Linked DNA regions of Homo sapiens: region 1 is linked to region 2. Evidence: chromatin loops called from intact Hi-C (ENCODE). Cell type or tissue: B cell. All regions are shown on one strand. Links, peaks and the distances in the headings refer to the core of each region. The heading gives the core; the rest is flanking DNA.

The links. Peaks named below come from ENCODE experiments on the same cell type or tissue, not always from the same donor. Only the 100,000 strongest peaks of a DNase experiment are listed, where the experiment ranks them.
Region 1: it touches region 2 in a loop (3-fold over the local background); 10 of 110 quality-filtered maps call a loop at or near these places.

The regions. Positions count from the first base shown.
Region 1 is chr19:43,783,539-43,788,882 of GRCh38, forward strand. No RefSeq gene overlaps it. Among named protein-coding and RNA genes, the nearest start is that of KCNN4, 5.2 kb to the left of the region's middle. RefSeq lists enhancers at 879-1,173, 1,161-1,662, 1,663-2,162, a silencer at 879-1,173 and a cis regulatory region at 1,668-2,115. In B cell, for the core only: CTCF peaks have their summits at 1,965 (motif pointing left) and 2,164; DNase peaks (open chromatin) are centred at 923 and 1,953; H3K4me3 peaks cover 645 bases; H3K27ac peaks cover 1,868 bases.
Region 2 is chr19:43,444,768-43,450,147 of GRCh38, forward strand. No RefSeq gene overlaps it. Among named protein-coding and RNA genes, the nearest start is that of LYPD3, 18 kb to the right of the region's middle. In B cell, for the core only: CTCF peaks have their summits at 2,440 (motif pointing right) and 2,640; a DNase peak (open chromatin) is centred at 2,454.

The sequences.
Region 1 (5,344 bases), core at 1-5,000, 340 kb after region 2:
TGTTGGCCAGGCTGGTCGTGAACTTCTGACCTCAGGTGATCCACCCGCCTCGGCCTCCCAAAGTTCTGGGATTACAGGCGTAAGCCACCGTGCCTGGCCAGGTTTGTCTTTATCTCTGTCTCTGTTCTTCTCTCCTGGTACCTTTGTCTCTCTCTGTCTCTCTTCACTCTGTCTCTCTGTCTCTGCCTCTCTTAGCCTCTCTGTGTCTCTCTCATCGCTCTGTCCCTTTCTCCATCTTCGTGTCCCTCTCTGCTCCTCTGTTTCCTTCTTTCCCCGTCACTGTCTCTCTGTCATGTCTCTCTCTGTGTTCATCATTGCCTGTGTCTCTGTCATCGTGTCTCACTCTGTCTCCATCTCTCCGTCTCTAGGGCCCTCTGTTTTTGTCTGTCTCTTGCTGAATCGGTGTTTCTCTCCGTCTCTGTTTCACTCTCTCCCTGCCTCCTGGTCTCCTCTTGGGTCTCTCTCTCTCTCTCCGGGCCTCTCTATGCTTGTCTCTGCCTCAGTTTCTCTCTGCTGTTCACTGGCACATCTACGGACAGCCTGGTTCCTTCCGGTTCTACCCCAGTCCCACTCAGGGGTTGAGGGCCAGTGATCCAGAGACTGTGGCCACCCAAGGGTCAGAAGCCACTAAATAGCGCTCCAGCTGCGGCCATGCCATGGCATCTGTGCCCCAGTTCAGGCACTTGTGAAAAACGGAGACAGAGACTGACACAGAGGGAGAGAGAGATAATCAGAGAGACCTCGAGGCATTCAGCCAGGGATGGTGGGGGCATGTATTAAAAAAAATCAAAGAGACCCACAGGTGCAGAGAAACCGGAAAACACAATCAAGACACGGAAGTTAGAGCACAGAGAAATTTTGTCTCCAAATAGGCCATGACTGAAAGAGAAAAACAGCAAAGGATGGGCATGGACATGCCTGGGTGGCAGTGATGGGGTTACAGTGGGAAGGGCACCTGCCTTCAAACTGCAGTCCTGGGATGCAGGGGTCAGTCCTAGGAAACTGCTTCACTCCTCAGCCAGCTGCCTCCAGCCCAGGGAGGGGCCAAGGGGGGAGGGCGAGGTGACTCAGGGCCTCAGGGCTTCTTGTGACTCACCCTTGGTCTCAATCCTAGAATGGGGAGTGGAGGGAGAGAGGGGTTTGTGTAAAAGAGAGGGAGAGGGAATAGTAGAGGACCTCAAAATGCCTAAGAGGAAGGGTCCAGGAGGAAGAAGCTGGGGGTCTGGACTCCTGGTTCTGAGGGAGGAGGGGGTCTGAGGGAGGAGGGGCTGGGGTCTGGACTCCTGGGTCTGAGGAAGGAGGGGATGGGGTCTGGACTGCTGGTCTGAGAGAGGAGGGGCAGGGGGTCTGGACTCCTGGTTCTGAGGGAGGAGGGGGGCTGGGGTCTAGACTGCTGGTCTGAGAGAGGAGGGGCTGGATCTGGACTCCTAGGTCTGAGGGAGGAGGGGCTGAGGCCTGGACTCCTGGGTCTGAAGGAGGAGGATCTGGGGTCTGGACTCCTGAGTCTGAGGGAGGAGGGCTGGGGCCTGGACTGCTGGTCTGAGGGAGGAGGTGCTGGGGTCTGGACCCCTGGGTCTGAGGGAGGAGGGGCTGGGTCTCATACACTGGAAGAACTGATTCCAGAGTCTCCAGGATTTTTCCTTGGCCTTGTCCCAGCTGCACCACCTCTGTCGCAGCCCCATCTCCGGGCCTGGAAAGAACCCAGGTGCCTCGGGGCCCAGCAGGAAGGGGCCAGGGACAAAGAGTTGTTTAACTGGGCAGGCTGGTGAAGGAGAGTGAAGAGGGTGTCTCAGGCGGAAAGGTCATTCATCGCCCAAGGCTTGTGCAGGGAAAGGCAGGGCTGAGCCCCGAGGAAGAGATCCTGAAAGTCAGAGGTCAGTGGCGGCAAATCCTCCACCGCCATCTCTGGGACCTTGGAGCCTGGAAGCTCCAGGGCTTATAAATACTGTCACCTAGTGTTCACTTAGGCAACTGCAGACACTCTCCCTGTCCAGCCTGGTTTCTTGCCAACATAGAGCAAAACACCTACTGAGTGCCAGGCACTGCTCAAGGAGTTGGCGATATGTAATGAACAAAAATGGACAAAATTCTTGCTCTTGTGGAGTTTCCAGGCTAAAGGAGGGAGACCTCGTGATTCCATCAATCTCAGTCTCTTCTTTGCTCTCAGTCTTCATTTTTCTCTCTGTATATCATTGTCCTTGTTTTTTCTTTCTTTCTCTTTTTCTTTCTTTCTTCTTTCTCTCTCTCTTTCTTTTTTCTTTTCTTTCTTTCTTTCTTCTCTCTCTCTCTTTTTAATTAAAAAACATTTTTTTGGTCATAAAATCAGTTCCCACTATGTTGCCAGGCTGGTCGCGAACTCCTGGTCTCAAGCCATCCTCCTGCCTCGTCCTCCTAAGGTGCTGGAATTACAAGTGTGAGCCACTGCGCCTTGTCTTGCTTCTCTGTTTCTATCTCCTGGTCTTAGTCTCCAAGTGCATGCTTTTCTCCTTTCTCCTTTTTTCTTCATTTCTGCTTTTATTTTCTTCTTTGTATCTCTGTGTTCCCCGCCAGTTAAAAATGTATGTATATTATGTTATTACACAGAGACATACACCCACACTCTATATATAGTATATGCAGATATGTAGTATAGTATATGGCATAGTATACAGATGTATAGTGTATACAGATGTATATGATATACAGATATCTATATCTCACAATATGGAAGTCTAGAGACCTCGGTTTAAGCCTCGATGTGACCACTGACTTTATTCATTCATTCATTCATTCATTCAAGACAGAGTCTCGCTCTGTCACCCAGGCTGGAGTGCAGTGGCACGATCTTGGCTCACTGCAACCTCCACCTCCTGGATGCAAGCGATTCTCCTGCCTCAGACTCCCAAGTAGCTGGTACTACAGGCATGCACCACCACACCAGGCTAATTTTGGTATTTTTAGTAGAGACGGGGTTTCACCATGCTAGCCAGGCTGATCTTGAACTTCTGACCTCAGATGATCCACCTGCCTCAGCCTCCCAAAGGGCTGAGATTAGAGGGATGAGACACCACCCCCGGCCTAACTTTATTTTTGTATGGAATATGTTATACGTACAGCCTGGTTTAGAGACAAACCTGAGTTCAAACCTAGTTGCCATCCATAGTTGTGTGCTCTGTGAAACTTGTAAAAGAGGGATTATGTTTCCTATGTGACAGGGCTGCTTGAGGCTTAGGTGAGAGAGAATGTCTGGAGCCCTAACAGCAGGCCTGGTCTATGTTAAAGTCTTGTGATACATTGTCTCCCAAGTTGCCTGCCAGTGACTCCTCCCTTCCCTGCACTGGCAGGTGGCTTCTCCCACGAAAAGGAACAGTATGTTCCTTCTCCTTCAGTCTATCTGGCTCATGACTTGCTTTGACTAATAGAATGTGGCAAATATGACACTGAACCAGTTCCAGGTCCAGATGTTAAGGAAACTAGAAGCTTCTGCTTTTGTACCCTTAGAACTAGAAGACCACCATGCTGTAAGGAAGCCCAAGCTAGTCACATGGAGAGGCCATGCAGGGAGAATGAAGCTATCTTGGCTAAAGCCCCAGTCCTGTCCTAACAGAATGCAACCATGTGAATGACTTCAGGAGAGACCAGCAGAAATGCCCAGTCAAGCCTCAATCATGAGATTGTTTATTTTAAGACACTAACTTTTGGAGCGGGTTGTTACACAATAAAAAGTAGATTATTATACCCTTATGTTCATATCTGCATGTTTGAAGTTTTCCATAATAAAAAATATATATATATGGGCCAGGCATGGTGGCTCACGCCTGTAATTCCAGCACTTTGGGAGGCTGAGGCAGGCAGATCACTTAAGGCCAGGAGTTCAAGTCCAGCCTGGCCAGCATGGCGAAACCTCATCTCTACTAAAAATACAAAAAAAATTAGCCAGGCGTGGTGGTGGGCACCTGTAATCCCAGCTACTCAGGAGGCTGAGGCATGAGAATCACTTGAACCTGGGAGGCAGAAGTTGCAATGAGCCAAGATCGTGCCATTGCACTCCAGCCTGGGTGACAGAGTGAGACTTCAACTAAAAAAAAAAAAGTATATGCATATGTATGTATATGTGAATAGATAATAAAATAATAAAATGTATAATGCAAATTGCACTCCATACACTGCAGCTAGCATCATTTTGCTCCTAATTTTTTTGCCTATGAGCCTTTCTTGGTCAGTCTCAGCTTGGGTCTCAATTTTCTTGTCTGTCTTTCTCTATTGCTTTCTTTCTGTGTGTCTATTCCTATCTTGGCGAAACTCCTCCCATCACTTTCCTTTGCATTTACTTTGCTTTATCACATTGGCCTTGTTGCTGATTCTCAAACATACCAAGCTTTTTTCTGCCTCTGGGTCTTAGCATTTTCTGTTCCCTCTTCCTGAATGCTTGCACCTCCACTCTCTTCATGGGGCATTCCCTCACTTCATTCAGTTCTCTGCTCAAATATATATATGAATTATTATATATATTATAATAGTATACAATATATAATATCATATAACATATAATAAAAATAATACATATATCAATAATATATAAATATATAATCATATAATATATAAATATATTATATATTATATTTATATATTATATATAATTTATATATAATATCTAATAAATAATTATAATTTATATAATATATATAAATTTATATTATCATAAACATTTGTTTATATTTATATTATTATAAATATTTATATTTATAATATTATAAATATTTATATTTATAATATTATAAATATTTATATTTATAATATTATAAATATTTATATTTATAATATTATAAATATTTCTTTATATTTCTATTATTATAAATACTTATTTATATTTCTATTATTATAAACATATAATTATATTCATATTATTTACATTATAAAATATATATTTATATTATAAATATATATCATTATATTTATATTTATATTTATGTTTATGTTATTTATATTTATAAATTTATATAAATTTATATTATTTATATATTCATATATATTTATATATAATTTTTGTTTCCTATTTTATTAAATTTTTTTGAGACAAGGTCTTGCTCTGTCACCCAGGCTGGAGTAGAGTGGCACAATCATAGCTCACTGCAGCCTCAACCTCCCAGGCTCAAGTGATTATCCTGCATCAGCCTCCTAAGTAGCTGGGACTACAGGTACAAGCCACCATGCCTAGCAAATTAAAAAAAAATTGCTAGAAAAGGAGTCTTCCTATGTTTCCCAGGCTGGTCTTGAACTCCTGGACTGAAATAATCCTCCTTCCTCAGCCTCCTGAAGTACTGAGATTACAGGCATGAGCCACAGTATCCAGCCACTCTGCTCA
Region 2 (5,380 bases), core at 190-5,189:
TAGCCTCTCCAAATGGGGCAATGAGATATGCATTTATCTCAGTGAGCAGAGCGGTGACTTTGAATAGAATGGGAGGCAGGTTCACCCTAAGCTGTTCCCAGCTTGACTTTTCCCTTTAGCTTTGGTGATTTTGGGGCCCCAATATTTATTTTCCTCTCACAGCTCAGAACTGTGCTTGGTGCCATGAGTGTTTGTCGCATAGCTGTTGGTAAATGCAGGATGGGCATTGCAGGCAGAAGGAACAGGAAGTGCAAAGGTTCTGAGAAGGGAATGGGTCTCTGTGGCTAAGGCTCATCCAGGAGACCTGCGTGGCTGCAGCGGAGCAGGCAGTGGTTAGTGCAAGAAGTTGCGGCCAGCACAGCGGTCAGGGCCAGACCCTGTGGGCATGCCAAGGGCACAGTGCTTCCGCTAAATGAGAAGAGAAGCCACTGGAGTGTTTCAAAAGTTAACCATTATTGGCCAGGCATGGTGACTCATGCCTGTAATCCCAATGCTTTGGAAGGCCAAGGTGGGAGAATTGCTTGAGCCCAGGAGTTCAAGACCAACCTGGGCAACAAAGTGAGACCCCATCTCTACAAGAAATTAGACAGGTGTGGTGGCACACACCTGTAATCCCAGCTACTCTCCAGGCTGAACTGGGAAGATGGCTTGAGCCTGGGAGGTCAAGACTGCAGTGAGCTATGATCACGCCACTGCACTCCAACCTGGGTGACAGAGTGAGGCCCTCTTTCAAGAAAGAAAAAAACTAATAATAATATTGTTCAATGAAATTTACCAGAGGCCACTAGTTTGGACCAAGCTTCTGTGCAAAGCCCAACAGACCAAACCAAAATGGAGTCACTCGTGCTAACTTCCACATCACCAAGCCAAAACTCAATTGTTTTACCTGACCTTCCAAAAAATCAGGAGAGTGAAAGATAACAGCCAAGTCCCCAAGCAGGCCAGTTTTAGCCTGCATGATAAGGAAACCCCTGTCCTTTAACCTTTACAAGGAAAGTAATTTTGAAATGGCCAATACACTTTTTCTTCTCTGTTTCTGCAGTCTCTGCCCTTTCTGTCTATAAAACCAACCTCTTTTGCTCGACTCATCAGAATACTCATTCTGTCTCTTATAATTCGATGTTGCCCAATTCTAAAATCACAAATAATAACCAGTTAAGATCTTTAAGCAGGCTGGGCACAGTGGCTCATGCCTGTAATCCCAGCACTTTGGGAGGCCAAGGCAGGTGGATCACTTGAGGTCAGTAGTTCGAGACCAGCCTGGCCAACATGTATCTTTTGTAAAGACATAAAAATTAGCCAGGCATGATGGTGCATACTTGTAATCCCAGCTATTTGGGAGGCTGAGGTGGGAGGGAATCTATAAGCAAATTTGTTGTGATTTTGTCTTTTGACAGTTCAAGGACTGAACACTTTCTCTTTTTTTTTTTTTTGAGACAGAGTCTTGCTCTGTCACCAGGCTGGAGTGCAGTGGGGCAATCTTGGCTTACTGCAACCTCCACCTCCCGGGTTCAAGCAATTATCTTGCCTCAGCCTCCCGAGGGGCTGGGATTACAGGCACCTGCCACCACGCCTGGCTAATTTTTGTATTTTTATTAGAGGTGGGGTTTCACCATGTTGGCCATGCTGGTCTCGAAATCCTGACCTCATGATCTGCCTGCCTCAGCCTCCCAAAGTGCTGGGATTACAGTCATGAGCCAACACGCCTGGCCGGACTAAGCACTTTCACCTTTATTCTTTTCTGTCTCCAAACTCATCCACAATCTCACCCAGCTTGGACTCACCCCTGGCAGTTCATCTCCACCCTGACCTTGCTTTAGCAATGATCTTTCATTTCATTCATCCCTTCTTTTGGGGCCTTTCCATGACTCTAGACTCTGAGGGTATACAATAGTGAGCAATGCAGACTCAGATCCTGCCCAGAACATTCCCTAACACACAGTAGGTGTTCATTAAAAGCTTTTAGAATGAATAAGAATAGTTGTTTTTTTAAGACCCTACTAACAAAATAAAAAGTTGACATCCTTAATGCTTGACCCTCCAATTTTGTCTTTGAAGCTTGATGGTTCACAATCTCCAAACTGGTTTACAGCACAAAGTCCCAATGCCAAGGTTCTTTCCCAAATGGGCCTGACCTAATTCCCCAGCCTCATCTCCCTGCTCTCTCCCAGGTTGCTGCACCCAGTTCCGGACACAAGGCATGTTCGCTCAGGCCTCTGCACGTGCTCCTTGTTATTTAAGATCCCGCTCCTGGTCTTATCCATCACGACCTCTGAGAAGATGTCCTGGAAACCCAGACAGAGCTTTGTCCCTGTGTCTGCTGCAGATTTAGGTGAATGTTGGTGCAAGTGCATTCGCCAAATAGCAGTAGTACTTTCCGAGAGTCCAGCCAGGGGCTGGATGCTGATGCTTAGCTGACATTGCTGCTCCAAGCCGCCAGAGGGCGCATGGAAAACACCAATCTGACTTGCAGGGTGAAAACCCTACAGGAGCTCCCAGTTTCTCGTATAATTAACAGTTAAGGTGCCACTGTTCTTGTTTTGTTTGTTTGTTTTGAGGCAGGGTCTTGCTCTGTCACCCAGGCTGGAGTGCGGTGGCGCAATCTCGGCTCTCTGCAGCCTCGTCATCCTGGGCTCAAGTGAACCTCCCACCTTTTGACACAGAAAAGTTGGCTTATCAGTGGTTCATTTTGTTAACCCATGTTCATGAGTTTCTTGTGATGTGCTAATTTACTGCTGATATTTAGGATAGTCCTGTTGATCCTAATAAATTCCTAATTGTTGTTCTTGTTTCATCGGTTCACCGTGAACCAGTGGATGTTGTCTCACTCTTATCCCTGATGCACACTGGCACTTTTATATGAAGTGCCCTTGATGACACTAGTGATGATGGTTGTCACTAGAGTGGTACTTGCATTCTGGATTATCTTACTGCACTTTAGCTTGCTAGGTGAGCACTCAAACTCCCTAGTAGCTGAGACCACAGGTGCGTACCACTCAGCTAATTTTTGTATTTTAGCAGAGATGGGGTCTCGCTATATTGCCCAAGCTGGGCAGACTCATGGGCTCAAGTGATCCTCCCATCTCAGCCTCGCATAGTGCTGGGATTACAGGCATGAGCCACCGCGCCCCACCAAGATGCCACTGTTTTTTGTTTGTTTTTCTGGGGCTTGGGGGGCTTTTTTGTTTTGTTTTTTTGTTGTGGGGGGAGTTCGAGACAGAGTATCACTCTGTTGCCCAGGCAGGAGTGCAGCGGCATGGTCTCGGCTCACTGCAACCTCCGCCTCCTGGGTTCAAGCGATTCTCCTGCCTCAGCCTCTTGAGTAGCTGGGATTAGTCAGGCCCGCCACCAGGCCTGACTAATTTTTTTTGTATTTTTAGTAGAGATGGGTTTTCACCATGTTGGCCAGGCTGGTCTCAAACTCCTGACTTCAAGAGATCTGCCTGCCTTGGCCTCCCAAAGTGCTGGGATTACAGGCGTGAGCCACCGCGCCTGGCCAATGCCACTGTTTTTGAGGTGGGAGGCTGGACTCACCTCCAGAGGTGGGACTTGGGTATGGGACCAAATTGAGGACTAGCTAAGCAGTTTCCCATAATACACGCCCACCAGTATGCCACGTCAGTTTACCGTTGCCATGGCAACACCTGGGAGTTACTGCCCCTTTCCATGCCAATAACCCCACAAGCCAAAAGTCATTACCCCTTCCCTAGAAATTTCTGCATAAACCGCGCCTTAATCTACATGTAATTAAAAGTAAGTATCGGGCTGAGCACACTGGCTCACGCCTGTAATCCCAGCATTTTGGGAGGCCAAAGCTGGCGGATCATCTGAGTGAAGAGTTTGAGACTAGCTTGGCCGACATTGTGAAACCCCATCTCTACTAACAATACAATAATTAGCCAGGCGTGGTGACGCCCGCCTGTAATCCCAGCTACTCAGGAGGCTGAAGTAGGAGAATTACTTGAACCCAGGAGGCGGAGGTTGCAGTGAGCCGAGATGGCGCCACTGACAGCACTCCAGCCTGGGTGATAGAGAGAGACTGTTGTCTAAAAAAAAAAAAAAAAAAAAAAAAAAAAAGGAGTCTATTTACAAGGGTGGAGGCAGTGGGTAGAAAGATACAGGCAGCCCAAGGCAACCGTACATCAAGAAGGGAGTTGGGGAAATAAATACCCACCCTCCAGTTTCTTGCCAGTGTCTCCCCATTGGGCAAACCGATGCAGAAAGCTAGAGGTTCAGAAAGCTCATTGTGGTTCATGCTGATCCCAAGGTATGGTCAGACTCCCAGGAGTATGGCGGGGAGAGGTGGAGAGTGGACCTGAAGAGGCAAACAAAAAATATCCAGCATAGTCCGGGCACAGCAGCTCACACCTGTAATTCCAGCACTTTGGGAAGCTGAGGTGTGAAGATCACTTGAGGCCAAGAGTTCGAGACCAGCCTGGACAACATAATGAGACTCATCTCTACAAAAAAAAAATTTTTTTTTAATTAGCCTGGCATGGTGGCATGCACCTGTAATTCCAGTTATTTCCAAGGCTGAGGAGGGAGGATGGCTTGAGCCTAGGAGTTTGAGGCTGCAGTGAGCTATGATTGTACCACTGCACTACAGCCTGGGCAACAGAGTGAGACCCTGTCTCAAAAAAAAAAGGGAAGAAAAGAAAAAAGAAAAACATCCAGCATAGTGTTCTATTTGTATTGTTATTGTATTTCTTATTGTGGCCTATGAGGCCCTTCAAGGTTTAGGCCTAACCTCTGCCTCCTCTTCCCACCCCACCCACTACATTCCTCTCTGAAACCCAGGGACTGACTGGGAAGGGATGGGAGACAACCTTCTGGAGTGATGGTGATGTTCTGATTCAAGATAAGGATTTTGGCGGCACGGGCCTGCACATTTGTCAGAATTCCTCTAACAATGTGCTTAAGTTTTGTGCATTTCAGCATATGTAAATTTTACCTGAAGAGGAGAAACTAAATAAATATGCTTTTCAACTTACTTTGAAATGCATTGAAAAGGCAAGAAGGAGTGATGGATAGATGGATGGAAAGGTGGGTAAATACTTGATAAAGCAAGTTGAGTAAGATGTTAATTAATTTAGAATCTAGGTGATGGGGCCAGGCACGGTGGCTCATGCCTGTAATCCCAGCACTTTGGGAGGCCAAGGCAGGCAGATGGCTTGAGTACAGGAGTTCGAGACCAGCCTGGGCAACAGGGCGAAATCCTATCTATCTCTACAAAAAAAAAATTAGCCAGGCGTGGTGGCACATGCCCCTAGTCCCAACTACTCAGGAGGCTGAGGTGGGAGGATCACCTGAGCCACAGAAGTCGAGGCTGAAGTGAGCCAAGATTGCACCACTACACTCCAGGCTGGGCTATGGGAGTGAG